3 separate regions of the Mus musculus genome follow, and all the other regions are linked to region 3. A link is a loop called in an ENCODE intact Hi-C map of the cell type or tissue named here. Cell type or tissue: left cerebral cortex. All regions are shown on one strand.

Region 1 (5,000 bases), 890 kb before region 3:
AAGCAATGGGTCATTTCCGTTTGATTGCTTCCAGTATCTTTTTGTTGCTTGTTTCATTTTGTCTTTTCCCTCTTGGTCTTTATAGCTCCCAATAATTTTTTTTCAGTGCTGGGGGGTCTGCATATGGCCTTGCACATACTAGGCAAGAACTGTACCACTGGACTCCATACCCAGCTCATGACTTTTTGAGACAAGGTCTTGTTATTTAGTCTAGTCTGTCTTAAAATATGATTCTTCTGCTTTAGGCTGCTGAGTGCTAAGATTATAGACATGTACCTCCATGGGCTATTTATAGTACTTTTTAATTTTTTAATGTTTATTTTGCCTCTATGTATGTCTGTACACCACATGTGTGCAGTGTCTGTGGAGGCCAGAAGAAGGTGTTGGGTCCCCTGGAACTGTAGTTACAAATAGTTGTGGGCCACTGTGCGAATGCTGGGCTTTGAACCGCTGGAAAAGCAGTCAGTGCTCATAACTGATGAGATGTCTCTCCAGTCCATACAGTGATTTTTAAAAATATCGGAGAGCTTGATTGCGTGCTTGTGTGTGTGTGTGTGTGTGTGTGTGTGTGTGTTCATGGAGATGAGATCAACATTGGGTGTCTTCTTCAATTGCCCTCCATCTTTGAGTTCTTTAATATTTTGTTTATTTGTTATGGATGTGTAGGAGTGCTTGAGTACCATAGCAAGCATCTAGGGGTCAGAGGACAACTTACAGGAAAGAGTCAGTTCTCTCCTTCTACCATGTAGATTCCAGAGATTGAACTCACGTCACTAGGCTTGGCAGCAGGTGTTCATGTCTGCTCCCTCGCAAGATCCACCTGCTTTTTGAGACAAGGTCTTTCTTTTAGTAAACCCAGAGCTCTGAGATTCTGCTAGACTAGCTAGCCAGCAAGTCCCCAGAGAGCCTCGTGTTTCCCTCTCCCCAGGGCTGGGGTTACTAGTGTTGCTACCACGTCCAGCCTTTCCACTAGGGTTCAAATTCAGGTCACTTGACTAACTCAGCCACGTTCTTGGCCTCAAATTTTTAAAATTTACTTTCAGAAGGTTATCACGGTGGCCCCTTCAAATGCTATTTCTGCTCTACTCCCCTTCTTATTTTCAGCTGCAAATTCAATTATACTGTTAGACCTTGTCTCATGTCTGTCCTGTGGTTTCTGTTATTTTTTTTTTTCTGTCACTGTGGATTGTCCCCCAAATCTATCTTCCAGTTCCTTATTTCTGTCTTCAGATAAGTCTAATTTGTAGCTAATCTAATCCATTAAGGTTCTGCCATCTTTATGATTTACATACCATAAAACATTCCAATATAAATTATAGTTTTTACATTTTCTTTAACATTTTTTAAAAAAGATTTATTTATTGTTCTAAGTACACTGTAGCTGTCTTCAGACACACCAGAAGAGGGCGTCAGATCTCATTACTGATGGTTGTGAGCCACCATGTGGTTGCTGGGATTTGAACTCAGGACCTCTGGAAGAGCAGTCAGTGCCCTTAACCGCCGAGCCATCTCATCAGCCCTTCTTTAACATTTTTATGATTTTACTTTTGAAGATTTTCAAGAACTTGAAAATGTCTCAATGGTTAAGAGAACCTGCTGTTGTTACAAAGACCCAGATTCAGGTCATAGACAGTGGCTCACAACCGCTTGTAACTCTAGTTCCAGGGGATCTGATACCCTCTTCTAGTCTTCATGAGCACCAGGCAGGCACATGATACACATATATACATTCAGGCATTCACAAATACACATAAAATAGAATATAGGCAGCTAGGTATGGTGGCACATGCCTTTAATTCCAGCACCTAGCAGTGGCGAGAGCTCTGAGTGTGAAGTCAGCCTGGTCTACAGATTGAGTTCTAGGACAGCCAGAGTTACACAGATAAACCTTGTCTAAAAATCCATAATAATAATAATAATAATAATAATAATAATGACAATGGGACTAGACATGGTAGCCCATGCCTTTAGTTTCAGCGCTCAGGAGGCAGAGACAGGAAGATGTCTGTGAGTTTCAGGCTAGACTGGTCTATACAGCAAGTCCCAAGTGAATGAGGACAACATATTGAGACTCTGCCTACATTAGTCTTCATACAGAACAGAGCACCCAACCAGGTAGTATCTAGTTGCTGTCTATGGACACCAAACTTTGTATTTCAGTCACTACAGAAGCATCACATGGGCTCCTGACTTTCTGATCCTTGCACGAGGTTGTGGCATAGTTTTCATTTCTCCACCTAAAAACCTTCCTTTTACCAGCTTTCCTGAGGACCTCAGGAACTATGAACACTAGAGAAGGGTTTCTTCCTTGGTGTCAGGAGAGATTTGCATGAGAAAGGTGCTTTTCATGGGTTGTGAAACTCGATTGTTTGGAACTGCAGAGGTTAAAGGCTTGTGCTACCAAAAGTGACAGCTAATTCTGTTCCATCGTTGCTAATATCCTGCTCATTGTGTGTGCACAATTCAAATCTTAAAGATTTGCACTACTGACCCTGCCTTTCACAGATGTTCAGGACTGATATTTTGGTTGCCCACTACAAGGAGTCACTTGGATTTCGGAACGTCTCATCCGTCCAGAATGAGAGCAGTCCCATTTCGGAAAAGCTCTGCCAAAGCACCTTGACTTTCTCCCCCAAATCTAATCCTTGGAGCAGTCCCACAGCGCCATCTTCTGATACATTTCTCCACTTTCACCCCACGACACTCAGTAGTGCCTGATTTGTTTTTCAGAGCACCTACAGGCCTCCAGCGAGACCGAGACAGCCGCAAGAATAATGGCCGCTCTGAGACACCCAAGCACTGCTAATGTTGGTTCCATTTTTGGAGCGCCTGGGACGCAGCGGAACTCGCCAGCACGGGGCGGCGCGTGACTGGGTTCCTTTTTGTCCCGGCCTGGCGAGAGGTCACGTGGGGCGTTACGCAGAGGCGGAACACTGCGACCGCCGCCTAAAAAGCTTGCTGTTTAGGGGCACCTGGATATCCCAACCATGCGACCCCCGCGTCCCTCCTCAGCTATGCTGACGTTTTTTGCTGCGTTCTTGGCCGCGCCCTTGGCGCTGGCTGAGTCACCGTACCTGGTGCGTGTGGACGCAGCCCGCCCGCTGAGGCCTCTGTTGCCCTTCTGGAGGAGCACCGGCTTCTGGTGAGGCCCACCACTTATCAAGTCCAGGAGCGCCCCTTGCTCTATCCTCTGGGTTCCCCCCATTACAGCTTTGGGCTCTCTGCCCATCACTCCTGGACACTCAGAAGCGAAGAGCAAACCCCTTTAGGGCCCACCTTCTCAAGCTAGTCAGTTTCTGGATTGTGGCGTGGGTTTTCTAGCTTAGTGGGTCCCTCAAATGCCAGAGCCTCTCCCTAAGTGGCCCCCAGGAATCAGGAGCGCAGTACTCAGGCTATAGGTTCATGATTGGTGCTTTGGCAGAGCCTAGGAGTCTCCCAAAGTATCAAGACCTGTCCCGGTTTATGAGTGTGCCCCAAGTTTTTCTAGAAATACTCAAATCCATTTTTTATGGCAGGCAGATGCTCTATTTAGAATACGGTTCTGTGTCCTGTGGGAGCTCCCCTCACCCTGCCCCCAAGCAAGACTGTAGAACATTCTGGTGAATGGGCTATTTTATCGTACACTCTGGAGACACATAATTCATCCACAAGGGTCTAGGCAGTTAGGTAATACATGTACAAAATCGGGTATGCTGCAGGCCCCTGTTTAGGACAAACACTTCACTTCTTTGTCCTGTCCCTAGCCCCCCACTGCCTCACGACCAGGCTGACCAGTACGACCTTAGTTGGGACCAGCAACTGAACCTTGCCTACATAGGTGCCGTACCTCACAGTGGCATTGAGCAGGTCCGGATACACTGGCTGCTGGATCTCATCACAGCCAGGTGGGTGATGCGGAAGTGGGTACCCTGGGAGTTGCTGGTCAGAGCTTGTTTTACAGAGATGCTGAGGTGGTGGATCTGACCTTGTCGGGGCCAGCTGTGGGACACAGTGCTGGGCTGTGGGGGTCGCGGGGGTGGGGGGGGTCATGGTAGGGCATAGGGCTGGGGCTGTGCTTCCTGTTAGAGCATCCTGTTGGGCAGAAGAGGAGAATGTCTGCTTGGCTATGCCAAAGGCAGACCCTGGATGGAGCACAGGTGGTTTCCTCCTGATGTTTTGTTTTTTGTTTTTTTTTAGAAGTACTGAATGGGGTTAGGGTCTACTGTGTCTGGCTTTGTACCATACATATACCACATTGTGGTTACCAGTATAAGCTGTATAGAGACATTGTGCCCCAAGGTCAGGTTGAGGTTATATAAGTCACATTGCCTTAGAAAGTGACACTGGACTGTGGCTCTGGAGCAGGTGGCTGCCTTTGCAAGGGTCCAGTCAAGATGAGCACCTGGCATGAGGAGGCCTTTCAGAAATTCAGACCCTTGAGGCTTGGCCATATATCCAGCTCATATCTGGTACCTGGTGGTACAGGGAATGGGAAAGTGTCCTTTTGGCATCTTGGAGGTCATATAATTTGCAGGATTCTGTTTCAGATAAGATGACAACATAGTATATCAAACTGGGCACTGTGTGGGCTGAGGGATCATGTGTGTGGGTACAGCTACCCTGGTTGAACAGGCACCAGGGGGCAGCAGTGGACTCAGAGGTAGAGAGTCTAGATCACTGAACCCTTGGTTTGGAATCCTTGAATGTATTAAGGGTGCTGCACTTTCCTTTCCTTAGTTGGAGTTCCCTGGCTTCTCCAGGGCAAAGGTGGTCCAAGGGTATATCTCTAATGACTTTATCATTCACACCACTCCTACAGAGCACTGGCTTGTGAACACAGGTGTGGGCTCTTGAGGGCCCTGCTAGAGGGCAGAGTCAGCAGCCAGCAGCTCCTCACGGCGGGCACATGCAGCCTCCACAGCACTGTGCACACTGGGGAATAGCAGCTCATTTTCAGCTCCCTGTTCTTCCCCAAGGAAGCCCCCTTTTCTCAACGTGTCTCTCACCGAGGGACTGCAGCA
Region 2 (5,000 bases), 130 kb after region 3:
TGAACTGCATCAGAGGAGAATTATGGAAAGAACCTGCAAGCTACTCCTCCTGATTGCTAGGCTGCCCAGAAGACAGTAGCAGCTCTCCTACTGGAGAAGTAGAGATGAAATGACTCAGACAGCACAGGCCTTCCAGCTCTCCCCTTCCAGCCCACCCTAGGGGCAGACAGAGCCCTAGTATAGTAAGTTTGTATTTTATTAGAATCTTCTACTCTCCCAGGTGGGGAGAGTTCTTGGGACCGCTTCTAGGAAAAAATGGCAAGAATATTTGACACTGGGCTAGGTCAAGGAAGTAAGCTCAAAAAAAGTACAGCTGAGGAATGTGTTCCTCATATCTTGTCATACCTTGATCATCTTGATAAGACTCTGAATACAGCAACCGGGGAACTTTGTTTACACCCTTTTTCTTACATTTCTACTTTGTTTATGCCTTAAAACTGACCCTACTCTTTGTTTGTACCCAGGCAGTCAAGGTGGGTCAGGGTCTGTTGGCAGATTTCCCAGTCTGATGAGTCATGGAATGATAAGAGGAGGTATACCTGAGGCTCAAGGGAGGTGCCTCTGGAAAAGAACCGATAGTCTGTGTATATTTCGGGAGATTGTTTCTGTTAGCTTGTGGCTTTGCTTTCCAAGGTTCTGTGGGGTATAAAAAGACTATGAAAAATAAACTCAAGGCTGGTGGTTGCTGCTGGTGCTCCTGCTGAAGTATTAACCAGCAGTTCTCCCAAATCTAATTCTTGGCTTTGCATCTTCCTTCTACCTCCTATTTTGTTCCTTGCTCCCTCATCAGAGACTGTTTGACTCATGCTGGGGGATCCAGTACAAGGACAGAAACTCGACTCAAGGACCTCTTTCTCCTCCATCCCTGTTTCTCTCCTGTCTGCTGTTAAGGGGTGAAACAGTTGCGGGGGGGTCACGGAAGGGGATTAAGGGAGGGGAAAAAGAAGAAACCATAAAGTAGCAAAGACCAGCTACACTGATTAAGGGTAAAGAGGAACCAGACTAGGATGGATTTTGCCTTCCACATATGCTGCCACCCTTAAGTCTCTTCTAGGTTCAGGTTCCAGGTTAAGTTTTGAACAACTTAAATACAGACTGGAGACTGCAAGTCTAGCCACTAAGACACATGGGAAATTTGCACAGCAAGCATATTCCAGGATCATTTCTTAAGGACACCAGTGCCCTAACACAGCAGGTTAGTGACAGCGTCCTAAGTGGAAGGTTCCAGATGATGAAAAACATCGGAAAAGGAAAAGGTAGAGAGTATAAAAGCTGGGGTGGGGAGGTCTTACACAAGCTATGGCTTATGCTAAGTCAGCTTCTTAAGAATACCATCTTGTACACGATTGACATGAGGGAAAAGGAAGGAGATGGGAGACACCTCTGAAGTCAGCAGAAAGATGAAGAAAGTATGAAGTCCACAGAAACATCAGACAATTGGACACACTCAGGAGAAAGCTAATCAAACACTGCTGCACAAGGGACAACTCAGTGTTTCTAAAAAACATTTCTGACCAAGCCTCTAGTGGCCTTGGAACTGATAACCACAGCCCCATATGGTGGGAAGTTGTGCTCTCAGAATCTGATTCAACCCCTCCCAAAGGCCCTGCCCCAGACCATTACCAGCTCCCAGGCACATTCCTGAATTTAGAGAAGGAGCTCTGCAAATGCACCCAAGAGGAGGAGATGTCAGGAAAGAATCAGACTCCGGGGTGAAATCAAGCAGTAGAAAGAAAAATAACTATATACAGAATCAACAAGACCAGGAGCTGTTTCTTTGAGAAAATCAACTAGATAAACCAGACTAACCAGAGGACACAGAGACAGTATCCTAATTAATAAAATCAGAAATGAAAAGGAGGATATAACAGTGAAGTATATCTTAAAATAATTATTCTCTTTTAAAAATATTAACAATTGAAAATATTGAAAATGTTCTACAAAACAAAAAAAAAAACAAAAAACAAAAAAAAAACGAAGTCAAGGAGCCCTGTTTTCTCTATACCCAGGGCCTCAGGGAAAGCTCCCAAGGACTAGGCCCAGGCTGTGAATGGCTCTGCCAAGCATGTTGTTGGGTTTCAGAAGGAGCTGTGGCCTGCTCCAGACATGGGGACCTCAGGGAAAGTGTAGCTGGATCAGGCCTGCACTCAATGCAATGGTTGTGGGCTTTTTGTTTTGTTCTTTTAAGTTTTCAAATGGTTGTCACTAGATGCCATCTAGCCAGTGTGGCAGAACTATGTTTTTCTCAAGAAGAAAACTGAACCTTATGGCACAAGAGGCCTTGCTGTTGGTTATGATCCTGTAATGCCCCATTGAGCTGCTAGTTAGAGGCCTGCTCTTTGATAAGGAGATGGGCCTAGTGGCAGATTATAAATCGTTTGTTTCCTTTGTTATGATTTCTGGACAATGCTGGTGAACAAGCATGTGTATCCTAGCATCCTAACCTCTAACTGCCCTGGTTGGCATAGTACTTATCTGTGAGGTGTGAGGCAGTCCTCCCTCAGCTAAATTCTACTTGGTGTGCCTTACTATTTCCTAAGCTTTACTAAATCCTTTACATCATCAATTCTACTCTTTAACATCACAGCTTGACATTGAATTGCTACCCAGCACAAGAGATGCCTTTTACAACCTCCACAAAATGAACTCCAAATGGATTGTCCACCTTAATCTCAAGTGCTAAGAACAGAACTTGTAGAAAGTTGGACTCTCTGAGTATGGGATCACGCCAAAGATCTCTCTACACACAAGCCAAATGCTCAGCACAGATGCAGCCCCCACGGGGAAGTTATTCAGACGCTACAGCTGGGACCCGCGAGTGGCTAGGACCACAGGGGACCTCACAGGTGGCCGCGGATTCCCACGCAGCGCAGGGAAAGACCCACACTAGCAGCTCGCGCTGCTTCTCCCCATTGTTTTCAGTGACCCTGTGCTCACCATGTCGCAACTTCGGAGCTTGCCTGAGCACCCTAAACAGCATTCAGCCTCAGGACGGAGAGCACAGAACAGGGGACCAATCAAGTAGGCTCAGCAACTAAGCGAAACAGGCTCCAATGCACCCGGAAAAACCCGCCTTCCTTTTGATTTGCAGGTCCGCCGAGAGACTCTGATTGGCCAACAAGTCTTGAGTGACTGGAGCACCTCCCTTAGGGTTAGAGTGTGCTGAAGGTACGCGGTGTAGAGGTTCTCAGCCCAACAAGCTGCAAGTCCAGACCTGCAGGGATTTCCAATTCTGTAGTATTTGTGTCGATCCTCCAATAGGCTACCGATCTGTCTCCCCGCGCAGCCCCATGGAGGAACCATCAGTCCCCTGCCACTACTCTGCCGCTGGCTCCTCCCCTAGGTAGGCAGTAACCCTGTGATCGCCAGGGCCTGATGTCAGCCAGAGCTTCCCTCACTCACTAGGTTGTTTGCCTTCTTCCTCCTTAAATCAAGGTAGGGAGCTTGCATAGCCCATTCATTACTCAACCTGCAGGGGATTTATCAATCTGTCCCACAAGCGAAAAGGTGCCCAGAATATTAACAATTAAATTGTGTCATGGGCAAAGAATAGTTCTGTATTCTTGCTGTTGGGATTGAGACCCAGGAACAGAGGCTGATCTGCATATTATTAACATACCAAAGGAGCCATCCACCTGCCATGGGCAAACTGGGTTTACCTGAAACCTGTGGAAATGAATAGGTATTGGGGTGAGAGAAGAATGAAGCCAAGCAAAGGTTCTGATCAAGGCTCAAAATTTAATAATAAGGTTTGCGTTTATAAAGGGAAAACCTACAAAATCCATCCCCCTCTTCAGCTGCAGTATGTTGTAGAGCAATGTCAGTGCAGGCAGCCAAAACAGCTAAGTTCCCATGAGAACCTGCACCTCAACAAAGACAGATGTCTCTGTCCTGGGTTGTCATGGCGAATGTTCAAGGTCTGCTTAGTCTGCGCAAGGCTGGGAAGGTTAGAGCTGGGCCTCCAGGTTCTCCCAGCACTCCTCAGTCTCCACCTGTTACAGGGCAAGGTTGACAGACCCCACCTTGTACCTTGAACTCCCAGCCCAGCGGCCAGGCTTTCCCTTCCTAGAAGCCCTTCCTATATAATCCAGACATTTTGTACTCTTTGTGTCTCTGTTTCTCTGTCTCCATCTCTCTCCCCTTTCTTCCCTCTCCAGTCTTTCTCCCTCCTTCTCCCTCCACTTCCCCTCCCAATCCCTACTCCCCTGCATTTTTCTCTCCCAGCTTGCCTTGCTGGCTTTTTCTCCCCACCTCTGCTCCTTATTCTCCCATCCCATAACTTCTCTGACCTCCTTGGGACCAGTGAACTCTCTGCTGCCTTGGGATCAGTGAATCCTCTAGAGAGCTACCCCTAATAACCGGAAAATACTCTAATTTCACTTCAGTTGAGTCCTTCACGCTGGGCTTAGGTAAAGTGCAGCTAGTTTTCAGCTGGTAGGTATGTGAACCCTGGGAGACAAACAGGAACCAGATGACAAACCCTGTGGAGCACTGCTGTTAGCCAGCACACCTTCCTCCGTGGGAAGCTGAACACACATTCGCACATAGAACTGTATTAGTGAAGGTTCTCTAGATGAACAGACCTGATAGGAGGAATCTAGGTATGTACAAAGTGGATTTATTGGAATATTTCACAGGCTGTAGTCCAACTAGTCCAACGATGGCTAACTTAGCACGTGTAGGAGTAGGAAACCTAGATGTGAACGTATCCAGACTCCCTCAATAAAATCCCAGTGCTTCCTTTCTTGAAGGAAATCACTGCCTTGGAATTGACTCCTATTCTCACCTTGCTGACCACGGGGGTGGGGGTGGGGGGGACATCTGTCTCCATTCTTTCATTGAGGCTTTTCCTATAGTCAAACTGACTACATGTGGAATTAACTAAACCTGAAAGAGTTTGGGTACTGGGGTGGGTTTTTTTGTTTGGTTTGGTTTTGTTTTGTTTATAGCTTTCGAACTGTGAAAACCCTTCTTTAATCTGGATTTTTTTGAGGTGATAA
Region 3 (5,000 bases):
CGCCAGGCGGACGCGCGCTGCCTAGCCTTAAACACCATGGCCCCGCCTCCGTCGCGCAGTGCCAGCTCCAGCAGCCCCGCCCTCGCCGCGGGGAGGATGCACCCGGAAGTGACACCAGCGCCGGACAGGAAATATCGCGGGCAGGGTTGCAGGGCGCCAGTGCCATAACTGCAGAGTCGGGGATTAAGGGGGAAGGATCAGCTGGATGGGAAGTGATGGACCAGAAGTCCCGCCCACGAGCATCTGAATTTCAACACCTCAAACAGAAAGTGATGGGCAGAAAGGAAGTACCGCTCCTTCCTGTCATTCATCAGAGTCTGAAAGGAAGTACCGTCCCTAATCATTTGTCAATCATTAATTAGACAGGAAGTCCCGCCCACTCTTTCAGGCGTTTAAAAGAATGAACAGCAAGTGAGTGAAGAGGAATGAGAGGAAATCCCGCCCCCTCCCATATATCATTCAATGATTCCGACAGGAAGTCACAGACCAGAAGTTCTGCCCCGCCCCCCTTCACTCACCGGAACTCCAGGCTCAAGTTGGCGCCGTGGTGGTCGGGGCCCGAGCCCCACGTGACCTCCACCGTCTCCAGGTCATGGCAGACGACTGTGACATCACCTGCGGGGGCAGGGCGGGGATCAGGGGAGCAGCCCGTGACGTCAGCGCGTTCCAGAAGAGCCATCGCAGCCATTTCCCTGACTCAGACCCTTGGCTAGGGCGCTGGGAGCAGGCCGGGCCTCATTTGCATATGCACTAGGCAGGGGAAGACAGAGGAAGACATTCTGGCTCGTACGCAAATATAGGGAATGAATATGTAAACGAGAGGCCCAAGAACTGTAGCGGTGGGCGACACCTCATTTGCATATTCACAAACAGAGAAAAGGAAAAGGATTGGGGGCTCATGAATATGGAAAGCGCTTCTCGAATATGCAAATGAGCAGCTAGCAAGTCGGAGCCTCATTTGAATATACATGATCGCAAAGAAAGCGGTAGGGAAGCGGGGCTCACCACTATGCAAAGCGACCAATGGATACACAAATGAGCAGGCAGTGAACCAGAGTGGAGATGGACTGGGGAAGCATTCTTTGCATATTCATGAGGGGAAAAGGATGGAAGACTTTGTGGCTGGTGCATATGAGAATAGCAGTATATGATGAGGAGCGGGCAGATTCAATTTCGGAGATCTGAGGTCTCATCTGCATATTCATGATCAGGGACGTTGGAGCAAGACGTTGAGGCTTGTGCATATGTAAATCGTGGGGAAAATATGCAAATGCATAGTGATCCATATGGACAGGGCATCAATTCTATATTCATGAGGGGATGGAAGACAGAAATACATCGCTCATGAATATGTGTATCTCCCGATGGATATGCAAATGAGAAGCGATGAGTGAGAACTCGGTAGGGGCGAAGCGTTATTTGCATATAAGCGGGAAAGCTGTATATGAATATGCAAAGAAGGAGCGGCCCAGAGGCCTTATTTGCATATTCAGGAGGAGGAGCGAGATTGTGGCGGCAGCACTATGCTAATGAGGTCAAGGCGGGGTTTAGGTCTCATTTGCATATTACTGAGGAGAAAGCGCCGAGCGTAGGGGGGGAGGGCGGGGCTCATGCATACGCAAAGATCAAAATGAATATGCAAACGAAGCGCTATCCGATCGCCCTTAGGAGGGCCAGAGGCCTTATTTGCATATTCATGATGGGACGAAAAGCAATGATGGGACGAAAAGCAACTTGGTAGCTCTTGCTCGGGCCCCGCCCACCGCGGCGATTGACAGGCAGCCCCGCCCCCGCTCACTCCTCACCCCGTGACGTCACCGCCGCCGCCGCCGCTGCCGCCGCAAGGAGCCGAGGCAGGAGGATGACCGCGAGTGCCCATGCCATGTCGCCGGCGGGGCCGCGGACGCTGCAGTGATTGACAGCTGGTTCGGTCCGAGCCGGTCCGAGTCGAGGGCGCCCAGGCCGCTTAGAGCCGAAAACGGGAAGCCGGGGGCGGGGGTTGGGGCGACGGGGCGGGGCCACGGCAATAAACGGATGCGGCGACTCACCGACATGGGCGTGGCCCGGCTTCCTCTTCCCATCAATCACCCGGATAGGGGGAAGCGGGGGGGGGGCGGGGGGGGGGGGGTGGACTCCGCGTGCGCCCCGACCACGCCCCTCGCGGCCTGTCCCCGCCCCCAAACCTCCAAGGCCCCGCCCCCGCCCATCTAATCTGCCCGGCTCTTGTGGTGCTTTTTAAGGCTTACTTGTAAATAATAAAAATTGTGTGTCTTTTATCCAAAAACAGAAGGGAGGTGTTGCTCCCATATGTCTGTTCCTCTCTACTTCTTTGTTCTGTCATTTGGTTGCACATTGACCTCACCAAGATGGAGGTGGCTGGCCATCGTGTGACTTTCTGTTCCAGGTCACTTCTGCTTCTCCCTTTCCCAGTCTCTAGGTGGCCCAGCACAAAAGTAAATCGCTTTGTTGAAACTTAAATGGTATGTAAATATTAGATAATAGTGAACATATCTTTTTCTTTGTCTTAACAAAAGTCGTACTTAATCATACAAAGATTTTAAGTAATATACAAATTTGAACTTACAAACAGGGCAGCACTGTGCATTGTTACACCAATTACTAAAGTTTGGTGGAAAATGGTTTCATTCATAAGGACACAAACCTGAAGATGTTGAGAACCGGGGATCTCAATTGAGAAATGGCTACCATCATATTGACCTGTGGTTTTGTGAGTAAGCCATGTACTTAATTAATGATTAATATAAGGTTACCCTACTTTCTGTGAACAGTGACACCTCTAGGTGCGTTGTTCTTGTGATTTTGAGGCCAGCCTGGTCTACAAAGTGAGTTCCAGGACAGCCAGGGCTACACAGAGAAACCCTGTCTCAAAAAACCAAAAAAAAAAAAAAAAAAAGAAAGAAAAGAAAGAAAGAAAGAAAAAAGAAAGGGCACTGCAGCCCTTCCAGTCGGCACCAGCTCCGGGTCACCTTGTGCACAAACTCTGCAGACGGTCCCATGGTCCCCAGAGGACTCTCCACACAATCTTAGGATCACTGGTGAGTGGAACAAAACATCTGTTCCTGCTGCAGACAAACCTCAATTGGGTCATCGATCTGCAGGGAACGAGGTTCCAGTACTTACAGGCAAGCAAGGAGTTGGCATGGATAACAAATAAATATGGACACAAGGGAGTGTGTATCTGGATTATTTTCTCAAAGCAAGCACCAGTCTTTTTGTTTGGTTGGTTTTTGTTTTTTGATTTTTTTTCGAGACAGGGTTTCTTTGTATAGCCCTGGCTGTCCTGGAACTCACTTTGTAGACCAAGCTGGCCTCAAACTCAGAAATCCACCTGCCTCTGCCTCCCCAGTGCTGGGATTAGAGGCGTGTGCCACCACGCTCAGCACCAGTCTTATAATACAGAAGAAAAACAAGAAAGCTGATGGATACATTCATCAAGGTACACTGTTTCTTAACACAAAACAAAGAAAATGCATACATAAAAAGATGGCGGGAGCCAGGCAGTGTTTACAACTGAGAATAGGAACAACCCTAATTAAGATCAGCTAAACACAGGAGCCAGGTGAATGCTCTGATGCAATGCTAGTCTATTGTTAAACCCACCACCAGGGCTCCTTTAGTAAATACCTGATTATCCTATTCCTCTGGGCCTAGTGAACAACTTGCACCAGGGGAATTCCATTTTACTAACCCTTTCATGAATAATACCGCAACCCACCTATTTCCTAGGCCATTGTGTATTCCTGTTTATGGATGTGACTTGGCTATTGTTTTAAGTAATTACTATGCAGACTAGCCTTGAGCTTTTCTAGCTCTGTTCTAGTAAATAGTAATGCCTGATTATTTTCACTGTCTCTACTAGAGGTAAATTTGAATGTTACTGAATAGGAAACATTCTTACTGAATTGCAAGCTCAGGGTAGGCTTCAAGGACTTTCTAGGACATTGGAACACTGGTAGAGGCTTATCTATATGTCAAAATCAATCCTTAAAGGCACTTAAAACAATACAGAAAGAAAGCACAGGGATCCATACACCAGACTAACTCGGGGACAGGTTTTGAGTGTATGTGCTATGGGAATGCCAAGGTTCCAGGAGGCTAAGTTTCCGTAAAACTCTTTGCCTCATGACTGCTTCCAGGCTTTTAGGCCTGTCATGCAGACTTCACTGGAGTGGATGTAGCATGTTCCAAAACAATCTTGATGGGCCTGTGACAGCAGGAGCAAGGACACAGGAGCCCTGACTGACCAGCGGTCGGGTTCCTTCTGATAGGTGCTGGTATACCTTGGTTTCAAACACACCAGACAGCCCTATGGTCCCCAGAGGAGACACCACTTCCAGGCACTGTAACGCGACCAGGATCTTAGGATTCCAGGATCCCAGGATAACAGGAGCTTGGTCACACCAGGATCTCAGGCTCTCAGAGGAAGCTTGACTGCCAAGAACTCTGACACACCCAGAATCTCAGGTCTACAGGAGCCCAAAATCATAGAGAAAGCTGGACTCTGAGGAGTCCTGAATCAACCGGGATTATAGGAAGGACAGGCTCCAATCAGATATACTGAGGGCAGCAAGCACTTGAGATAATCAGATGGCAGAAGGCAAGCATAAGAACAGAAGAACAAAAACCAACATTACTTGGCATCATCAGAACCAAACTCTCCCACCATAGCAAGTCCTGGATACACCATCACACCAGAAAAGCAAGATATGGATCTAAAGTCACTTCCCATGATGATGGTGGAGGACTTTAAGAAGGAAATAAATAACTCCCTTAAAGAAATACAGGAAAACTCAGGTAAACAGCTAGAAGCCCTTAAACAGGAAACACAAAAATCCCTTAAAGAGTTACAGGAAAACACTACCAAGCAGGTGATGGAATTGAACAAAACCATCCAGGATCTAAAAATGGGAGTAGTACTACTTTTAATATTCTATCTTTGTTTTGTGCATTTGGTGTTTTGATTATTATGTGTTGGGAGG

Evidence for each region. Peaks named below come from ENCODE experiments on the same cell type or tissue, not always from the same donor. Only the 100,000 strongest peaks of a DNase experiment are listed, where the experiment ranks them.
Region 1: it touches region 3 in a loop (3-fold over the local background); 1 of 42 quality-filtered maps calls a loop at or near these places.
Region 2: it touches region 3 in a loop (3-fold over the local background); 1 of 42 quality-filtered maps calls a loop at or near these places.

Annotation. Positions count from the first base shown.
Region 1 is chr5:108,666,376-108,671,375 of GRCm38, forward strand. Idua (iduronidase, alpha-L) reads left to right here. Exons shown (of 15, transcript NM_008325.4): 2 at 2,731-3,142; 3 at 3,744-3,884. The coding sequence starts at 2,988. It overlaps Slc26a1 (solute carrier family 26 (sulfate transporter), member 1), which reads right to left. Exons shown (of 3, transcript NM_174870.4): 3 at 3,503-5,000. The coding sequence ends at 4,842. Among named protein-coding and RNA genes, the nearest start is that of Slc26a1, 6.5 kb to the right of the region's middle. In left cerebral cortex, CTCF peaks have their summits at 1,388 (motif pointing right), 2,683 (motif pointing left) and 4,603 (motif pointing right); DNase peaks (open chromatin) are centred at 2,812, 3,481 and 4,614; H3K4me3 peaks cover 1,738 bases; H3K27ac peaks cover 2,214 bases.
Region 2 is chr5:109,687,799-109,692,798 of GRCm38, forward strand. 5430403G16Rik (RIKEN cDNA 5430403G16 gene) reads right to left here and starts at 3,036. Exons shown (of 4, transcript NM_001378588.1): 1 at 2,938-3,036. The coding sequence starts at 2,940. It also overlaps the pseudogene Vmn2r-ps23. In left cerebral cortex, no CTCF peak of the experiment used is centred here; DNase peaks (open chromatin) are centred at 2,384, 3,079 and 3,298; H3K4me3 peaks cover 1,032 bases.
Region 3 is chr5:109,557,000-109,561,999 of GRCm38, forward strand. Crlf2 (cytokine receptor-like factor 2) reads right to left here and starts at 1,994. Exons shown (of 8, transcript NM_016715.4): 1 at 1,806-1,994; 2 at 519-615; 3 at 2-168. The coding sequence starts at 1,884. In left cerebral cortex, a CTCF peak has its summit at 2,114; DNase peaks (open chromatin) are centred at 326, 1,536, 1,706, 2,369 and 3 more places; H3K4me3 peaks cover 2,482 bases; H3K27ac peaks cover 2,192 bases.